2 separate regions of the Homo sapiens genome follow, and region 1 is linked to region 2. The links are chromatin loops, found by intact Hi-C in ENCODE. Cell type or tissue: PC-9. All regions are shown on one strand. Links, peaks and the distances in the headings refer to the core of each region. The heading gives the core; the rest is flanking DNA. Region 1 has its middle 92 kb from the start of LINC02998. Region 2 holds the start of LINC02998 (long intergenic non-protein coding RNA 2998).

Evidence for each region. A loop is a pair of places that touch in the nucleus more often than their neighbours do. Peaks named below come from ENCODE experiments on the same cell type or tissue, not always from the same donor. Only the 100,000 strongest peaks of a DNase experiment are listed, where the experiment ranks them.
Region 1: a loop joins it to region 2, with 2.0 times the contacts of the local background. A loop is called at or near these places in 11 of 110 quality-filtered maps.

The regions. Positions count from the first base shown.
Region 1 is chr5:54,647,291-54,657,309 of GRCh38, reverse strand. It overlaps a transcript of SNX18 not described here. Among named protein-coding and RNA genes, the nearest start is that of LINC02998, 92 kb to the left of the region's middle. In PC-9, for the core only: no CTCF peak of the experiment used is centred there; a DNase peak (open chromatin) is centred at 5,449.
Region 2 is chr5:54,738,208-54,748,226 of GRCh38, reverse strand. It overlaps LINC02998 (long intergenic non-protein coding RNA 2998), which reads left to right and starts at 3,969. Exons shown (of 3, transcript NR_104658.1): 1 at 3,969-4,368. RefSeq lists a cis regulatory region at 3,670-3,680 and an enhancer at 3,603-3,747. In PC-9, for the core only: CTCF peaks have their summits at 5,232 and 5,435; DNase peaks (open chromatin) are centred at 3,756 and 5,566; H3K27ac peaks cover 4,140 bases.

The DNA of each region.
Region 1 (10,019 bases), core at 947-8,946, 91 kb after region 2:
ACTCAGAGGAGTTACTATGGACCTAGCAGGTGTTGTACGGCTTTAAAGGTAATAGTTAAAATTAGCCTGCAGTCCTAGTTAGCTACTTGGGAGACTGAGGTGGGAGAATCTCTTGAGCCCAAGAGTTTGAGGCTGCAGTGAGCTGTGATTTCACCACTGCACACCAGCCTGGGTGACACAGAAAGATGCCATCTCTAAATAAAATAACACATACAAATATAATAAATAAAACATTTTTTAAAAAGTAGGCTGGGTGCAGTGGCTCATGCCTGTAATCCCAGAACTTTGGGAGGCTGAGGTGGGCAAAGAACGAGGTCAGGAGTTCAAGATCAGCCTGGCCAAAATGGTGAAACCCCGTCTCTACTAAAAATACAAAAATTAGCCAGGTGTGGTGATGCATGCCTGTAATCCCAGCTACTCAGGAGGCTGAGGCAGGAGAATCGCTTGAACCCGGGAGGCAGAGGTTGCAGTGAGCTGAGATCGTGCCATTGCACTCCACCCTGGGCAACAGAGCAAGACTCCATCTAAAAATAATAAATAAATAAATAAAAGTAATAGTTGCAGCAACAGTTTCCTGATCTCTGAAGAGCAAATTAGCTAATGTGTTCCTGGAGCCAAGAATTTCAGCAGCGGTCACCACAATCACAAAGGTGGAGAAGGAATAGCTGGCAGCTCCCATGGAGGACTAGCTCTATGCAGCAGTTCTTGGAGTTGTTCCTGGATTCCAAGCCCAGAGCTGTTATTCCAGTCCTTCCAACAATTTTGTAAGCACCTAATTCCCTATATTAAGTCATGTTCTCATGAGACAGCTAGAGTGGTGTCTGTTGTCTGCACCTAAATTCTATTACAGAGCATGCTAATACATAAGAATGAGAAAAGCAGCCTGACCTCTGGAAACTGGCCTGACACTTACAGCTAGGTCTTGTTGTTGTTAGGAACTAGCCTGGCACTTAGAGATGGGTCATAGTGTTCTTCTGTTGAATGTAAACAATTTCTCAGAACATCAGGATCTTCAAGGTCACTCTGTTGACCGTGATAGATCAAGATATAAACAAGACCACTGTGTATCATGTGTGAACACAGACAAAAATATGAACATTGCCCAAACCACAACAAGGACCAAACATCCCCCTGTTCTTACTAATCTGAGTGACTGCTGTTTCTTTACCAATTACAATCTTAGCCTCCCCTCTTTTTACAGAAGATTTATTAAGATACCCAATCATAGAATTACCCCTTCTTCCTGAGATCATCCAACCCATACAAAAGCCCTATTTCTTTTACTGCTCCCTAAATCACCTAATGCAAGCCTAAATCCGGTAAGTCCTCTCTAACTCCTTCTTACTAAGAGGGTTCCCCATGGTGTGTGGTTTCCTTCCCTGCAATAGTAATAAACCCAACAGATGTGTTCCTGCTGATCTTTGGCTGAAAGGCATGCTAAAGTTAAAAAAAAAAATGTCTGGGTAGCGGTCTTGTGTCACCCAAAGCACAATCATATGTATCAAATGATAAAAAGAAAATTATAAAAGAAAGGATAGACAGTAACATATAAGGCAATTGAAAATTACAGGCAAGCAATTATACAGTGAATTGGACAATAATACAATTTCTTGAATGTCCATTATAGTAGCAGTCTCCAGAGAGACAGAACCAATAAAATATAGACAGATAGATAGATAGATAGATAGATAGATAGGTAGACATGAGAGGGGATTTATTAGAATTGGCTTATATGATTATAGAGGCTGAGAAGTCTCATGACATGCTGTCTGTAAGCTGGAAACCCTGGGATGCTGGTAGCATGGCTCAGCCAAAGTCTGAAAGCTTTTACAGAATTAAGAAAGCTGATGGTATAATTATCAGTCCAAGATTGAGGGCCTGAGGGCCTGAGACCCGGAGGTGGGGGCCTCTGGTGTAAGCTCTGGAGTTTAAAAGCAAGAAAGGCTGGAGTTTTTGATGTCCAAGGTCAGGAGAATAAGAGTGGCCCAGTTACAGGAAAGAGAGAGAAAACAATCACCTTTTCCCTGCCTTTTTTGTTCTATCAAGTCCCCAGCCAATAGGATGGTGCTCACCCACATTGAGGGCAGATATCCCCGACTCAGTCCACAAACACACAAACCAGTCTCCTCTGAAAGCATTCTCATGAACCTTCCCAGAAGTAATCCTTCACTGGCTCTCTAGGTATTCCTTAATTCTGTCAAGTTGACACCTAAAACTAACTGAAACACTCACACTATGGCAGGCACTCATGACAGTCATTTACCTACATCATTTGACTTAATCATCTAACTACTCTGCAAAATAGGTATTTTAATTCCCATTTTATAGGTGAGAAAAACTGAGGCTCTGCAGTCCAGTGACCTACTTGGCAGAGGCCTACCACCTACTAAATAGCGGTTCTGGTATGCAAACTCAAGTTGCTAACAACTCTGTGTTTCCACCCAGTAGTAGAAATAATACAGACATTTCTGAATAAAAACAGTACTAGGTCTTCCACTCAGTGTTATTTATCAGAATAAGAACACATCTATTCAACAATATGTAATGGGTACCTACTATGAAGAAATGTTTCAAAAAAAAATCTTTGATTGGGTGCCCATTTCCTAGTTAAGGCTGAAAGTCAGTTAATAGTTTTTTGATCTCTGTTCTGGGAAAAATATAAAATCCACAAAATGAGAATACAAGTAAGCTACACAAAAATCTCTGTGCCTCTTTCTTAAAAGATAAATTTCATATGAAGTGGACAAATAATGTACCAGCTTGATACTTAACAGTAAAATTAAAGAAATGAGAGGAGTTTACTACATGGAAGAAATGTCATTAATACATACAATGTGAGTTCATGATTGAATTTCATCACCACCAGTCATTTCTGCACTAGGAGAGGTTATAAAAGTGGTTAGCTACTTCCTACATTTTGAAATAATCACATAGTTGTAAGAAAAAGCCTCTGTGACCATCCCCTCAAGTGTAGGAGAGTGAGGAGTGTCTGGATCAGCTCAGGTATCTGGGGGTAAAAGATGAGCTTTTACAAGCAGAACAAAGAAACCAGCATAATTAATATTTGAACATTGTTTATTTTTATATGGAGAAGACTGAAAAAAGGAAGCATAGTTACCCCTTGACCTGACTCTTGTTACCCTGTGACAACAGAAATTGTTCAAGAAGCTGCCAGCAATCCAGAGTAACTAGAGGGGAAAGGAGGATGTAGGGGATTGTGGTGTATACTTTGGTTATAAGCAACAGAAATCCAACCCCATTTGACTTAGGCAAAAAGCGGGCTTTATTGGTGGTGGAATCAATGAAAGGGTAGGAACAACTATGTTGCAAGGAAAGCAGGGATGCAACGGACTTCAGGAGTGACTGAACCAGTACCTGGAACATACTAAGCCTTCAATAAATAATGTTAAATTAAAGAATGAACTAGAGATTGGAATGAAGCTAAGACTGTCTTTGTCTGGCTTCATCCTTCTCACAGATTCATCTTCCCTGCTTGGGATAATATATGGCCACTGACTGCTTATGAGGCTTACATCCTATGACTTCTGCTGCCAGAGAGGACTAATGTCAAGCACTCTCGGTTCCAGGTGGAAAAATCCCAGGAAAAGACTGATTGGGCCAGCTGGGGTCAGGTTCTTTGCCTCCAGGCCAATTAGCTGTGGCCAGCATGGCAAGGTCACATAGTTCCTACAATGGTCATGTGAATTTCAGTGGGATGTGGGGGCAGGCTTGGGAAGTAGGGAAGGAGGAATCTGGGTAAATTAGGGTGCTGTCTTCAGCCTGAAAAGAGGGATGGTACTAGAGATAGCCCTTAGGAAACATATTACTGTATCTCTGTATTAGTTTGCTAGGGCTACCATCACAAAGTACCACAAAGTAGGTGGCTTACACAACAGAATTTATTTCCTCACAGTTCTGGAGGTGAGAAGTCCAAAAAGAAGGTATCAGCAGAGGTGATTTCTTCTGAGTCTTCTCTCCTTGGTGTCTTCTTGTCTTCACATGGTTTTGTCTCTGTGCCTGTCTATATCCTACGGACACCAGTCATGTTGAATTAGGTTCTACCCTAATGATCTCACCTTAACTTAGTTGCCTCTTTAAAGACCTTATCTTTAAATATAATTACATTTTGAGACACTGGGGGTTGAGACTTTAACATATAAATTTAGGACAAGGGGTGGGATGGGGGGAACACAAGTTAGCCCATAACAGTCTCCAATAAGAATATTGTTAAAGATGTTTATTACATAGTGTCTTCTTTAAGTTCTTCTTGATGTGAGTATCAGAAAGAGTTGTGTGGCTTCTTTTTAGATGATTGGAACTATAGTTTGCCCAAATGATCGTGTTTTTCCTTTATTACTGGCTTTTCTGAGCCCCATTTGCTGATGTGCAACCCATTTGGAGCAAGTATATAGGACTTCATGGTATGAATTTCTGTGAAGTCCTATTTTACAGCTATATTTTATGTTACTAACTTGGGTTTCCTTTTTCCTTTCTCACACATTTGTAATTTGTCTTACCTTGTTGTATGGCATAAGTATCTGTATATTTTGTGCATACCATTTATGGCAGCAGTCCGCAACCTTTTTGGCACCAGGGACTGGTTTTGTGGAAGACAATTTTGCTACAAATGTGGGGGGAGGTTTTGGATGATTCAAGCATGTTACACTTACTGTACACTTTATTTCTATCATTATTACTTATTCACCATAATGTAGAATCAGTGGGAGCCCTGAGCTTATTTTCCTATAACTAGATGGTCCCATCTGGGGGTGATAAGAGATAGTAACAGATCATCAGGCATTAGATTCTTATAAGGAGCATGCAACCCGGATCCCTCACATGTGCAGTTCACAATAGGGTTCACGGTCCCATGAGAATCTAATGCCACTGACCAGACAGGAGGCAGAGCTCAGCCAGTAATGCTCACTCACCCACCACTCACCTCCTGCTGTGCAGCCGGGTTCCTAGCAGGCCATGGATCCTCAATGGTCCATGGCCTGGGGGTTGGGGACCCCTCCTTTATGGAATAAAGTGAAATATTAATACCTAGATAAATAAGCTCTAATTCATCAACTGTAGTTACATAAGCAGAACATTATCAAGAAAAAGCAGAGAAAACTTCCATGCTAATAATAAATGTCCTTTGTAATAAGTCACCTCAGATCTTTTTTTGGAAGGAAACAGAACCTATAAAAGACTATATAAATCAGGAAAAAACAAGATGTGTCACAAAACATTTTTTAAAAATCTAACAGTAACTAGGCAAATTGGTGCTTAAATTAACACAAACTGGTAAAAATAAGCATCCCTAAATTGATTTTTCCATATATTTTCCTCAAGGTAGACAAAGTGTAGAAGGAGTCGGATCGTTGCCAGACTGAAAGCATTTTTCTGAGCTCCATCAACTTCTATTAATGGGCAGTGACGCCACTCTGGCCCCAAGCCAGCCACCCATCACACTTCGATTTGTTCGACAGGCTGGCTGGAGGCAGGCATTGCATCAGAAACCTGGCACCATAAACAGCACTGGTTTAAGTAAAGCACCTCCAGAGAGAACTGACTTCTTGTGCCATCAGCAGAGAGCACAGGGCTTCCTCCCAGGGGGCTGCTTGGTGTTGAAGGGCAAACTGACTGGACCCCAAGAAGCAGCACCTCCTAGGGTCTCCGTGGAGCCTCTAAATCACTGCCCCCCAATCCCCACACTGTGAACAGCTAAAGTAGAAATTAACCCAAACAGCCTGGGAACTGTTGGTTCTATTTCATTTGGTTAATGTGGTGGTCCTCCCAAATGTATTTTCAAAGGTACATGGGCTTTTTCTGAATTCTCTGCTTCATAGGCTGTCCCAAATTACATTCAGTGGTGTCTTGGCATGAATTCCAAAATGGCAGTTTAAAGGGAATCCAGCAAGTGACCACAGTGCTCCAAAGGGTGATAGAGGTATCAGTGCTCCTAATGGGGACATGTGTGCTGTGGTATCCTTTCCCAACTAAGTTGGAGCATGGGAGATAAAGATAGGAAGGCGAGGGGAGGAAAGGGTTTGAAATATCATACAGGCTTCCTAGACCTGAAAAACTCACAAATAGATGAAGTGGAGCATGTAACCCAAGACCACAAGGACTTGTAAAGGCAGAATAAAATATCCCTCCAACAGGCTCATGCAACGCAAACAAGACATTAGGGAAAAACTGAGGACATCTGAAGAAAGCATAGACTTTTGTTAACAATAATGTGTCAATATTGGTTCACTAATTATTACAAATGTACCATCCTATTGTAAAATGTTATTAATAGGGGAAATAGAGTGCAGTAGAGAGAAATTTTATGTACTATTTTTAAAATAATTCTTTAAATCTAAAACTGTTCCCAATTAAAAAGTATTTCTAATATACAGGTACACATACATACACTTCCAATATATTTGCTTTAAAATAATCCAGGAGGCAAGAGGAGATATTGGTGGGGGCATTGTCAGAGGAAACAAGATTAACTATGACTTACTAATGATTAGAACTGGGTGACGGATACATTACATTATCCCTTCTACTTTCATACATATTTGAAATTCTCCATAATAAAAATTTCAAAAATATATGCTCCCATTAAGTTGTGAACTGAAAAGATAAGTATATAGCATACATTTACGATATATATATACACATCTCTTACAAAAACCACTTTATGTATACATACACTTAGATATATACATATACTTAGACATATACAGCCAGCTCTTTCATATCTGCAAGTTTCACATCTGTGGATTCAACCAACTATGGATCAAAAATATTCAGAAAAATATACAAAACAATTAAAAATACAATACAAATAATGCAAATAAAAACAATACAGTATAACAACTAGCTACAAATCATTTATATTTTATTAGGTATTATAAGTAATCTAGAGACGATAAAAGTATATAGGAGAATGTGTGTAAATTATATGCAAATACTACACCATTTTATACCAGAGAGACTTGAGCATCCTCAGATTTTGGTATCCATAGGAGTCCTGAAATCAATCCCCCAAGGATATTGGGATGACTGTATGATATTCTGTATATTCATATATGTATATACCAATTTATATATCATATAAACCATTTATATATACATATATGTGTGTGTGTGTATATATATACACACACACACACACACACACACACACCCCTATAAAATAGCAAACAGTAAGAAGAGCTTTAGTCCAGGCTACTTTTTTGCTATGTGAGTGTATGCATACTTTGCAGCCAAAGAGTAGTGTCTTTATCGGTGCTACAGACTGTGGACTTTTCGTTTTGCATGACACACCAATCGTATTAGCCTGTGTCAAAGAATATGCTTCAGTGGCTTTCTTTTGATTGGGATGTTAGGCCAAGTCCCAGCACCATCTTCCCCCTAGAATCAATGGCACACACTGGGTTCTTCAGTGTGATGAAGTGTGACCCCGATGGGGTCAGAGCCAGTGGAGCCATAGCTTTGGAAGGACATTTTTCTCTGTGGTGTTAAAGCAGGCTGCTCCAGTTCTGGGTTTGATCTGAGTGAAAACTCTTTAGCCACCTACGATGTGAAGCTGGGACTGATAAGCTCCCCTGCACTTTGCCTGCCACACTCCTCACAGCTGATAGAGCAGTGCCATCAACAGATGGAAGCCATTAATAAGAGAGAACCCGGCATTCTTTTTCTGAGAGTACCCCATTAAGCTCTTCTTCCTACATCCCTTTCAAATGAGAGGCACCAGTGAGAGGTGACAGCGTGCTGGCAGCCCTCGCTTGCTCTCGATGCCTCCTCGGCCTGGGCGCCCATTCTGGCCATGCTTGAGGAGCCCTTCAGCCCCCCGCTGCACCGTGGGAAACCTTCCCTGGGACTGCTGAGGCCGGAGCCGGCTCCCTCAGCCTGCAGGGAGGTGTGGAGGAAGAGGCACGGGCGGGAACCGGGGTTGCGCGCAGCCTTGCGGGCCAGAGTTCCGGGTGGGCGTGGGCTTGGCGGGCCCCCCACACTCTGAGCGGGCGGCCGGCCTGCTGGTCCCGGGCACTGAGGGGCTTAGCACCCGGCGAGCAGCTGCGGAAGGTGCGCCGGGTCCCCCAGCAGTGCTGGCCCACGGGTGCTGCGCTCGATTTCTCGCGGGGCCTTAGCTGCCTCCCAGCAGGGCAGGGCTCAGGACCTGCAGCCTGCCATGCCTGAGCCTCCCCCACCCCCCGCTGTGGGCTCCTGCATGGCCCAAGCCTCCCCGAGGAGCACCGCCCCCTGCTCCACAGCGGCCGGTCCCATCCGCCGCCCAAGGGCTGAGAAATGCGGGCCCACGGCACTGGACTGGCAGGCAGCTCCATCTGCTGCCTGGTGCATGACCCGCTGGGTGAAGCCAGCTGGGCTCCCGAGTCTAGCGGGAACTTGGAGAATCTTTATGTCTAGCTAAGGGATTGTGAATACACCAATCAGCACTCTATCTAGCTCAAGGTTTGTAAATGCACCAATCAGCACTCACTTTTGTGTCTGGCTCAGGGATTGTAAATGAACCAATCAGCACCCTGTCAAAACGGACCAATCGGCTCTCTGTAAAACAGACCAATCAGCTCTCTGTAAAGTGGACCAATCAGCAGGATGTGGGTGGGGCCAGATAAGAGACCAAACGCAGGCTGCCCGAGCCAGCAGTGACAACCCGTCACCTTCCATACTGTGGAAGCTTTGTTCTTTCGCTCTGCAATAAATTTTGCTGGTGCTCACTCTTTGGGTCCACATTCCCCTTATGAGCTGTAACACTCACAGGGAAGGTCTGCAGCTTCACTCCTGAAGCCAGCGAGACCATGAACCCACCCGGAGGAATGAACAACTCCAGACTCTCCGACTTAAGAGCTGTAACACTCACCGGGAAGGTCTGCAGCTTCACTCCTGAGCTTGCGAGACCAGGAATCCACCAGAAGGAAGAAACTCTGAACACATCCGAATATCAGAAGGAACAAACTCTGGACACGACGCCTTTAAGAACTGTAACATGTAATCCCAGCACTTTGGGAGGCCAAGGCGGGTGGATCACGAGGTCAGGATATCGAGACCATCCTGGCTAACACGGTAAAACCCTGTCTCTACTAAAAATACAAAAAATTAGCTGGGCACGGTGGCGGGGGCCTGTAATCTCAGCTACTTGGGAGGCTGAGGCAGGAGAATGGCATGAACCCAGGAGGCGGAGCTTGCAGTGAGCCGAGATAGGGCCACTGCAGTCCGGCCTGGTCTAAAGAGCGAGACTCCGTCTTTTTTTTTTTTTTTTTAAAAAAACTGTAATACTCTTCGCGAGGGTCCGTGGTTTCATTTTTGAAGTCAGTGAGACCAAGAACCCACCAATTCCGCACACACCAGCATTCCTTCGGGTTCCTAAATAATAAACTGGGAACCATTCACCCTTGACATCTCCATCTCCTTAATCTTCCAGAATCCGGTCAGTCTCCAAGTTCTGCAGATCCTACTCCTTTCACTTCTCTCAAATCTGTTCTCAACTCTTCATCCCTGTTGCCCGTTGAAGTTTCAAGCCTTCATTTTTCTGGTCTATTGCAATGATCTGCTACTTAGCCTTCCCCTGTTTTCAACCCCTGCTGTTCAATTTGCTGTCATGAAGACAAGTAAATATCACTCATTTTCTGGGAATCTCCTCAATATTGCCCCCACAGCCTTCAGGATGATGACTTTGATTCTTGGATTGGAATACAGGGTTCTCTACGATCATGCCTCTGCCTACCTCCCCTTCCTCTCATGCCCCATTCACTACCAACTTCAACTGCTTATAGTTCCCAAACCATGCCAGGCTATGTAATATCTCTTTGCCTTTGCTCCACAGTCCTCTTTCCAGAATGCTCTGTTCTTTCCTCTCCTCTAGGTGAACACCTCTATACTTTTCAAAACTGAGATCAAGCATCACTCGTTAAAGAAAACTCTCCTGGGTCAGGTGTGGTGGTTCATGCCTATAATTCCAGCACTTTGGGAGGCCAAGGCGGAAAGATTGCTTGATGAGATGAGACAGAGATTTGAAT
Region 2 (10,019 bases), core at 972-8,971:
ATAGAAAGTTCTGTTGGTCTAGAGAGACTTAGTTTGAGATACTGCTGAGACATCCAGGAGAAGCTGTCAAGTCAGTGATTGACTCTATTGCTCTGGAGCTTGGAGGAATGCTGTAGCTAAAATTTCATTTCATTCACACACTTTTTCAAGTATTCATTAAGACCTTAACATTTTTGTTTGCTGCTATGTCTCTGGCACCTAGACTAGTATCTGCTGCAAATTCTCCCAGAGCTTACCCTCTAGTAGGGATGAACAGATAATAAACAAATATAGAGTATTTCAGGCAGTAACAGGGAAGAAAGAAAACTAAACCAGGGTTAATGGGATAGATGGTGAGAAGGAGTAAGGGGCTATTCTAGTTCTGGTGGCCAGGGATGTTCTCTCTGACAAGGTGACGTTTGAACAGAGACCTAGAAGTAGGATACATTCCAGGTAAAAGGAAGAGCAGGTATAAGGAAGGAGGTTGCTCATGATCTGTTTGCCTGTACCTGGTATTTGGAGCCACATGCCAGATGTCCTGGCAGAGGGCAGGAAGAGAGAGGAGGAAGAGTCTGTGAACTTACTGGCCGAGTAAGGAAGGGCAGACCTGCAAAGGAGACAGAGAACCGGTGGGAGGAAAACCAGGAGAACGCTGGGCCCTGGAATCCAAGGAGGGAGAGTGTCCTGACAGGGAAGGGGACCCAGCAACTCTGATGCTGCTGGGAGGGGTTGGGGAACTGCAGACTGAAAATGTCCTGGGCCTCCATGGCACAGAGGCCACTGGTGATCTTAGCTCCTGTTGTTTTGTGGATGACAGTGTGAGAGTGTGTGTAAGTGTGGGCGTAAGTGTGCATGAGTGTGCATATGAGAGTGAGTGCATCAGAAAGTGTGTGTGTGTGTACATGGGAGAGACAAATAGAAAGCATAAGGCAGTGTATGAACATGTGTGAGTGTGCATATGACGGTGTGTGTGCATGAGAAAGTGTGTGTGTGTATGCTTGTAAGAATATATGAGTTAGAGTGTGAATGTTCATGTGGGAGTGTGAGTGCATCAGAAAGTGTGTGTGTGTACATGGGAGAGACAAGGAGAAAGTTGAGAGTATGAATGTGTGTATATGTGAGTGTGCATGAGAAAGTGTGTGCGTGTGTGGGTGTAAGAGTATATGGGAGCGTAAATGTGCACGTGAGAGTGTGTGAGTGTTTGTGACTGTGTACGTGTGAATGATGAAGACAGTGTGAGACAGTGTGAGAATGAGTGTGTGTGTGAGTGTGCATGAGTGTGTATGAGAATGTGTGTGAGTGTAAGAATATACACGTGAAAGTGTGCATGTGAGAGTGTGAGTGTGCCTGCAAGGATGTGCGTGCGAGGGTGTAAGTGATAGAGAGACAGAGAGAGAGTGTGAGAGAGTTTGTGGGGAGGGTCCAGGTTGGAACGGGCAGGGGAGGAAAGCTGCACCTGAGCGCAGGCAATTCTGGGGGAAACAGAGATGGGAGAGTAGAGAGGGAAGCTGCTGAGGCGGAGGCAGTGTCCTGGCCAGGTACAGCTCTGCCCTTCAGCTTCCATGGCTCCACGTGGCACCTGCCCCACATCAGAACACCAGCCAGCCAGGCTTCGGTGGGGAGTAAGGTATTGAGTTTCTCAAAGTCATTCTTCTCGGTTAGAAAACAGAAGCAGTAAAGGCCAATGCCCTGTTGGGCGTTTATTCACTCAATGAATCATTGGCAGAGTAGCCGATGGCCTCCTTGGAACACACAATGGTAATAATACTGAAGATTCCTTGTGCCTGGCTCTCTTCCAAGCAGGTACACATACAACACCTTTAACCCTCACAGCCGGTGAGATGGAGATCATCATCTACCCTCCTGACAGTCGAGATGACTTAGGCAAAGAGGGGTGAAGCACCTTGCTCAAGGTCACACAGCGAGTAATTGGAAAAGCTGGGATTCAAACCCAGAGCCTGTGTTCCCAATCATTAAGAACAGGGTCCTGAGAGGAGGCATCAAAGGACAGGTACCACCCATCCACTCCTCAGCAAGCACTTAGTAAGCACCTGCTGATTGAATTGCACCTAGTCCCTGCTCTCCTATGGCTTACAGTTTAGTGGGGGAAACCAGTGCTTAACTATTCTCTGAAATACAGTGCAATAAATGCTCCAGGAGAGAAGAGCTTGGTGTTGTGGGAATGCCAAACCCAGGTACTGGAGCTCAGGGGAGGCTTTCACACGAAGAGATGAAGGAAAAACCGAATTCCAAAGGCGATGTGGAGCTGGCTTACAAGAGGGTGTGGAAGGAGGGGCAGATGGAGCAGTGTGTGCTGGGGCCAAGGGAGGGGAGGCAGGAAAGTCCAGAACTCCCAGGCTCTTCAAGGACATCAGTCGTTTGAAGTTCCAGCCCACCTGGCAGCTGGAGGCCACTGCAGCTGACAACGGGACTGGTAGGCGAGGTCAGGAAGCAGTAGCACCAAAGCAAGTGAGTGAAGTGCCAAAGACAGACCCTGGGCTGCCTCACAGTGACAAAGACTCTGACCTTGAGCAAACTCTAGTCAGGCTCTTCTGAGCCCTCTTCTCAGCCAGGCCTCAGCCTTGCTCTAAAACACTTGCACAATCGCTAATAAGGTTTCCAATACCTCAAGGCCACATCCCCAGGATGCTCCTACCCCCTTAAGGATGCCTGCCTGAGAAAACTCAAGGCTGCCCAGGGGGATTTACTGCTTGCTCTAGCCCACACCTGGAACTAGCCTGACCACTCTTTCGTAGAGCACTTACTAAGAAGGGCAATTTTGAGTTCTCTGTAACCTTTGAGATGTATATGTATCTCCTACAACCCAGGAGTGTGTTTCTCAAGGCCCTGAAAGCTATTCCTTTGAATGTAATCATCAGGAAGGGTAAGGACCTCTGTCTCCCAGTCTCAGAGAGGATAGAATCCTAACTTTCCTAACTGCCAGCTAGCAGGCACAGCTGGTCTGATTGCATTTATACTGAACAGCCCTTCGTAATTTTTCACTTCCCTGACCCTACTGGTTCTGTTTGCCCTCCTTCCTATTCCCTCATTCTTCCCTAAAAATGCCTAGTCTGGCCAGGCATGGTGGCTCACACCTGTAATCTCAGCACTTTGGGAGGCCCAGGCGGATGGATCACCTGAAGTCAGGAGTTCGAGACCAGCCTGGCCAACATGGCAAAACCCATCTCTACTAAAAATACAAAAAATTAGCCGGGTGTGATGGCAGGTACCTGTAATCCCAGCTACTCAGGAGGCTGAGGCAGGAGAATCACTTGAGCCTGGGAGGTGGAGGTTGCAGTTAGCCGAGATTGTGCCATTGCACTCCAGCCTGGGTGACAAGAGCAAAACTCCGTCTCCAAAAAAAAAAAAAAAAAAAAAGTCCAGTCACCTCTGCACAAATTGAAGCTGAGTTCAGTTTACATTGGACTCTTCCCTATTGCAATAGTTATTACTGGTTAATGTCTGTCCTTACCACTTTAGTGTCTGGCTTTGTTTCGCTTGGACAGAATCAGATGAGAAACCACCAAACTCACTGGGCTGAATTATTTCAGCTTATGGACAGCCACAGACAGTGTGAGTACCTGTTCACACAAATCCTGAGGCCCAGCACACACTGGGCCATTCACAAAGCTCATTCAACCCCCCACGGCCCTGACACCACCAGTTTTACCTCTCTGTAGAACAAGAAACTGCTGACTCACTGAAAACAGAGCGCATTTATAAACAGGAAGCTGAGTATGTGACCACAGACATTCAGCATCTGATAGCAATTGCTGAATGTGGCAAAAAAAGAAAAAAGTTTGAACAAAAAAAAAATCTGTGTCACTAAATAAGAACTCTCTAGCTCATGGAAATACAATCCTGCTATTTGATCATTTCATAAATACTTAAATAAGGGGAGTTCTCATTTGGCCAAACCTAGGCACGCTTCAAATATTTACTGAGGCCTTCGAAGGGTGTGGTTTTCCCTTTTTTTCTTTCCATTCCCTCCCAAGCAGAGCAAAAAGGCTCCTTGGTGAGGCCTTCCTGGCCTATACAGAAGAGATTTGTTTTCTCTTTGAGCTCTGATAGCCTGACCGTCCCACATCAGACCTCTGTGCTGGTGCAGAGGAGGGCTCTGCCAGGAGGGCTCCCAGAGAGATGCACAAACACTGGCGGGTTAACACTCCGACATGCAGCTCTTCCTACAAAGCATTGACTGGATGGTACTGAAGCTAAAAAATGGAGACTCACTTGTATCAACCATAGTAAAGAGCCTGTAAGAGGACGCAGTTCCCCCTGCTTTCAGCAGCAATGAAGAGGCTCATTTTCCTTGGAGTTTCTTTGTTGTTGGGGGGTTGGTTTCTAGCAAACTGACCCAAGAAGGCTAATGGCCGAGGAAAAAACCAGGTGATTATTTTCTAAAAGATTATCTTCTGGGAGTCGGTGCCATTGCTGCCTTTGTCATCAGGGTAAAGGTATCCCAGTGATGTATGGAATCTTTCCACTTCTCTTCCGGGGAATTGGGCATGGATAACAATAGCACAGTGCCGGGAACATAGTAAATTCCTAATAAAGAGTAGCTAAGTGTTTTTTATGCAGAGTTTTGTCTAATCTTCACAATAACCTTAGGAGGTAAGTATTGGCAATCTGATTGGGTAAATCAATACTGAAGTCTCTACAGGAGCAGCATATTTGGGAGTATGGTCCAGGTATGCCTGGTTTCAGAATGCAGCCATTTGCCTAACTTATTGCTGACATTTTCAAGCAGGATGTGTCCTTTATATTTATACTGAATTAATTGGACATACTGATATTCAAATATACCTACAAAGTAGAAAATCTTATTTGGTAATTCATCATCAGCTTCTCACAGAGCAGCAGATAGCACTTGTTTTTCTATTATGTACCAAGAAAATTCTGTGTTGGAATTTACAAGTAGCAGTGGTTGTGTCAAAATGCCTCAGACAACATATTAATGATGCTCATAGTAACTAACTTTTATGGAGTGTTTCTTGTGTGCTGGATGGGATGTGTAAGTGCCATGATATTCAACATAGCCTCAACACAACCCCTGTGCTGTCATTGTCATTAGCTCCAATTTACAGATGAGGAATCTTGAGGCTCCAAAAGACTGTTTATAAGCAGGCTGACTCTGGAGCCCCTGCTCTTACCCATTATGCTGCTCTGTAAAAAGGGCTTTAGCTAGAACACTCCTTTTTATTTCTGTAAAGAGGAGACTGCTGTTTCTTCTGTTTTATTGGAGTCTGGAGAAAAATCTCCTTGAGCAAGGATGATTACTATGGCTTAGATTGAAGCTTCCAGAAGTAGACCTTGACAAGGGCTATGTGCACGTGAATTGTGAAGGAAGTGCTCCCATAGGAAGTCCAGGAAAGAGCAGGAAAAACAGGACAGGAGCCGGGAGCAAACCAAACAAAGGTGTGATGTCAGGCAAAGTCCTGAGGAGGGAGGCCTGTGCCTGATTCTACAGGGGAACTCCAGGGTAAAAATTCTGTCTGAGTTCGTCCAGATGCAAAAGTCAGCGAGGCTTTGAAGTTCTCTAGGGAAGGGCTGCCCAGAGGGCATGTAAATTCTCAGGCACTTCCAACTTTCCAGCCACAGGTGCCAGTGGACCTAAGGTTATCTTAAAAGAGAGTTGCAAGTTTGAGCCTTGGAAGCAAGCCACAGAAACCCGGAAGGGTGCACGGAGCTGGAAAAGAATTGATATGGGTTGCGTGTGGGTGGAGCACCCCCAGGGGCTGCTGCATCTAGTAATCATAAGTCAGGAATTCGTTTTGCTGAATCAGAGCAAACTCCATCTAGCAGAAGCAACACCAAAGTGTCTCTTTCCTGTAGGTAAAGCCTAAAGATCAACAATTTGGGGCTGTATGGTGATTTATTTCAGGGGTGGACAAAACATGCCCCATGCCAAATCTGGCCCCAGGGTCTTTGTATAGCTTTGGAGCTAGGAATTATTATTCCTTTTTTAAATGGCTGAAAATGATGAGAGATTCTACTGTTTCCTTGCATAGAATTTTAAAAAAAGAAAATTATAAGGGATTCAAATTTCAATGTCCATAAATAAAGTTTTATCGAAAAACAAATTGGAACATTAGAAACTCATTTATTCTATATTTTCCATGGATATTTTCACTCTCAAATGGCAGAATTGACTAGTGGTGACAGAGACCTGTAGGGTCTACGAAACTGAAGATTCGGCCCTTTAGAGAAAAAGTTTGCTGGCCCTTGTTCTGCAGGATCAGGAAGCGGGGCTTCTTTATTTTGCGGTGCCACATCCTCAACACGTGCTTTCAGCTCATGGCCCAATATAGTTACTGAAGCGCCAGCCACCATGTCTGCCTTCAAGCCAGTGCAAAACAGAACAAAGAATTCACTTCCTCCCTTTAGGAAAACTTCTAAGAATCACATTCCTCACTTCTGCTATATCAGGCCAGAACTTAGTCTCCTTATCATACCTGTAAAACCTTACTCCAAAAGCTATGAGGCCAGCAAAAATTTGGAATTCCTTTGTTCAGGAAAAGTATATAAGGAGACAATTTCTAGCTCTGCCTCACCTAGTTAAGAGTTTCAAAACAAGGAAGAATGGTATGTAATAATATAGGCAGGAATAAAAACTAAATTGTTCTAATGTCTCACATTTAAATTACAATGTAATTTATGACAAACAAATTACAATGTTTCTTTTCTCCATCAAATTTTCCATTTCTCTTAGTTTTTAAGGTAGCCTAGGAAATTAGTTAAGTACCCTATTTTCCTTGCTTGTATCCAGGTCTTTGTTCCTACCAAGAAGAAACAAATTACCAAATAAAAAGGTTAAAAAGTGTACTTCTCCGAGCATTACCACAAATACTAAGAGGGAGAAGGTGGCATAACTGCTGCCTCAGTTGAAGCTCTCACATTTTTCATTCACACCATTGTGACAGCCTATCTTGCAGCCCTCTAATGGAGAGTCCAGACTTCTTGTCTTAAACCTCCACCCTTTGCACATCTGCTCACATTGCTGCCTCCATCTGTCTACATTGCAAATATCACCATGTTGCTTCCTGTCTGCATCCAACATGTGAGGAGGAGAAAGCCCAACTCTCCTGCGTGGCCTCCACGACCTGCCTGATGCGTGGGCATCAGCTCCTGCTGGTTGCACCTTGCTCTTCATAGTCCACAGACCACACTCCAGGCAGACACCATTTGCAGAGCTGTTTCAGCCCCTAAGTCAAGATTCTGGGGAACACAGGAAGTCCACTTGCTGGAATCCCTAACGACATCAGCCCCTTGTTCTCACCAGTATCCCTGTGACAAACACCCCTGTTAGCCTAAACCAGTGGTTCTCAACCAAGAGCAATTTTGGCAACACTTTGGCAACACTTGGCAACATCTGGAGACTTTTTTTTGTCTTGACTGAGGGAGGGGAGAGTGTAACTGGCATCTGGTGGGTAGAGGCCAACAGTGCTGTGTGGCATCCTGTGCTGCACACGAGACAGCTCTCCCCCAAAAGAACGATTCCGCCCAAAATGTCAGTAGTACTGAGGTTGACACTGGCCTGTGCTAGCTCAAAGGTTCCTGTGATTTTTAACAAACACACCTTACCAAGCTCAGCTGTGTCCCACAGATGCTTCCAGCTTTTCAGCTCAGTGGGGGGCGTGGAAGAATAGATGGAAATGCCACACAGTGTGGGTGCATGATGTGGGAAACATTGGGTGCTGGGAGCCCCAAATCCAGAATAATAAACTCAGAATTGTGGTGGCGGCGGAGTATAGGTGAGCAGGAACACTTTCAAAAGGAAGTGGATGTACGCTATGATGTACTGGAGGAGTTGGAGTTAGCCAAGTGGAAAGGGAGGTGGCTTGTTCTAGGAAGATGAAAGGAGTCATACCCAGGGCCTGGAGGCCAGCACGCTGGAGGCCCCCAGGGATTTGAAGAAAGCTGGTGTGGTTGGCACCTAGAAAGTGACTGAGTGAGCAGAGAGATGAGGGTTGGGAGGAAAGCAGAGACCAGACTACAGACAGGTAACTGAGCTTGTACTTCCTTCGAGGGCAAGCTTAGGGAACCCAGGGGAAGTCCCTGGGTGTTTCTCCCCTGGAATCTGCTGAAAGATGGGGAGTAGGTGGCACGGGGGAGGGATGTGGAGAAAGTTGGGCTTTGTTCTCCAGTCTTCTGTCCCTCCTTTGTGAGGTGTGTAATTCTCGCTATTTACAGCAGTCAAGTAACCCTGATTCCACCCAAGAAACCCCCTTTCACGCATACTAGTTTGAGTGGGTTTCTTTTTCCATCAAACAAATGAGCTCTGATCACGAAGGAGCCTGAAATCCGGGAGAAAAATCTAAATGAGAGATTCTGATGACAGATGATGCTTAAAGCCAACAGGAATGGATAAGAATCCTCAAGAATAGGCTAACCTGTCAAGATAAGAGGACTTGAGCTAGAACCCCGAGGAACGTTTCCACTTAAGGAAGTGGCAATTGGAGGGAAATCCAAAGGGCACTAAGGCAAACCAAAGAAGCAGGAGAAAGATTCGGCAGTGCAGTGCCATGGAAGACAAGAGAAAGAAGGGACAGAGAAACAAGGTAAAATGTTGCAGAGGGGTTGGGAAAGAGCTGAAGAATGTTCCATCAGTATTAGCAACAAGGTCATTGGTGGCTTAGATGAGAAAATGACAGCAGAATGATGACCACAGAGGTCTGGTATCGATGAGTGGATGCATGCATGGGAGATGAGGCAGTGGAGAGAGATGGGTGGAGGACACCACTGAAATTTGGGAATGGAGATTCAGAGACAATATCAGTGTCCTGGGCTGCCAAAATGAAGTACCAAATACTGAATGGCTTATATAACAGAAACTTGCTGTCTCACAGTTTTGAGGCTAGAAGTGTGAGGTCAAGTCAGACTTGATCTCAGATTTTTGAGAGAGAAATTTGTTCTAAGCTTCCCCCCTCACTTCTAGTGGTTTGCTGATGATTTGGGGTGTAGCTTGGCTTATGGAAGCATCATCCCAATCTCTGCCTTCATCTTCACACGGTGTTCTCCCTGTGCGTACGTCTGTGTCCACATTTCCCCTTTTTATAAAGACAACAGTCCTATTGGATTAGAGCCCATCACGATGACCTCTTTTTAATCTGATTATCCTATCTCCAGATGGGATCACACTGTGCAGTCCTGGGGGTTAGGACCTGAACTTTTCTTTTTTGAGAGACATAATTCAACCCATCATGGAGTCTATGATTTTTTTTTAGTTATAAATAGAATATATGTTCACTGTAAACATTAAATAATACTGATGTGTCTACAGTTAACATCAGTAAAATTTTCAAATTAGGTTAAAAGAAAAATATATGTCCTTGAAGAATGAAAGAGAGTTGGGGAAGTAGAGAGGAGGCAGGTCTATGGAAGGTCTAAGTTGTTTGTTTAGTTCAGGATGAAAGAGACTTGAACACGTGGAAACACAGGAAGGAGCCGTGGGAAGGAGCCAGGAGAGAGAGAGCTGTTGAAGACTGAAGATACTGATAGTATGTTTGGTGTGGTGTGGGGTAAGTCGACTGTGTGTGTGTTGTGTGTTGTATCTGTGGGCAGGGATCTTGGCTGTACCCAAAGAGAAATCTAGAACTGACCTATCAGGTTATGTGGGGCTGGCTCTCGGAAGTGTATTTGCATGAGTATTTGTGTAGAGAATGGGGCTGCCAGGAGGGAGTTGTATGCAGGGATGCCTGTGGAGTAGATTGGTAGAGAAAGGACAGTGAAGAGAATAAGGACAATGGTCACCACTGGCTGCTCCCCAACCTAGCCCCATGGAGAGAGGGGCTAGACCCGTAAGCCCAGCAGCCTGGTTTTAAGAGGCTTTGTTATATTTCATGGGGTTTAGGCATAACTAGTGCCACATTCAGGCCCAAGTGACACTGAATTGGGAAGAGAAATGTTTCCTCCACTTCTTCCTGGAACTCAGCACAGCTTAGTCACAGTGAGGGCTCAGGGGCTGGCTCCTGTCCAGCGTCAGTTGAGAGGACAGTAGATCCAGGAAGCAGGACTCTAGACCAGGGCATCTACAGCTG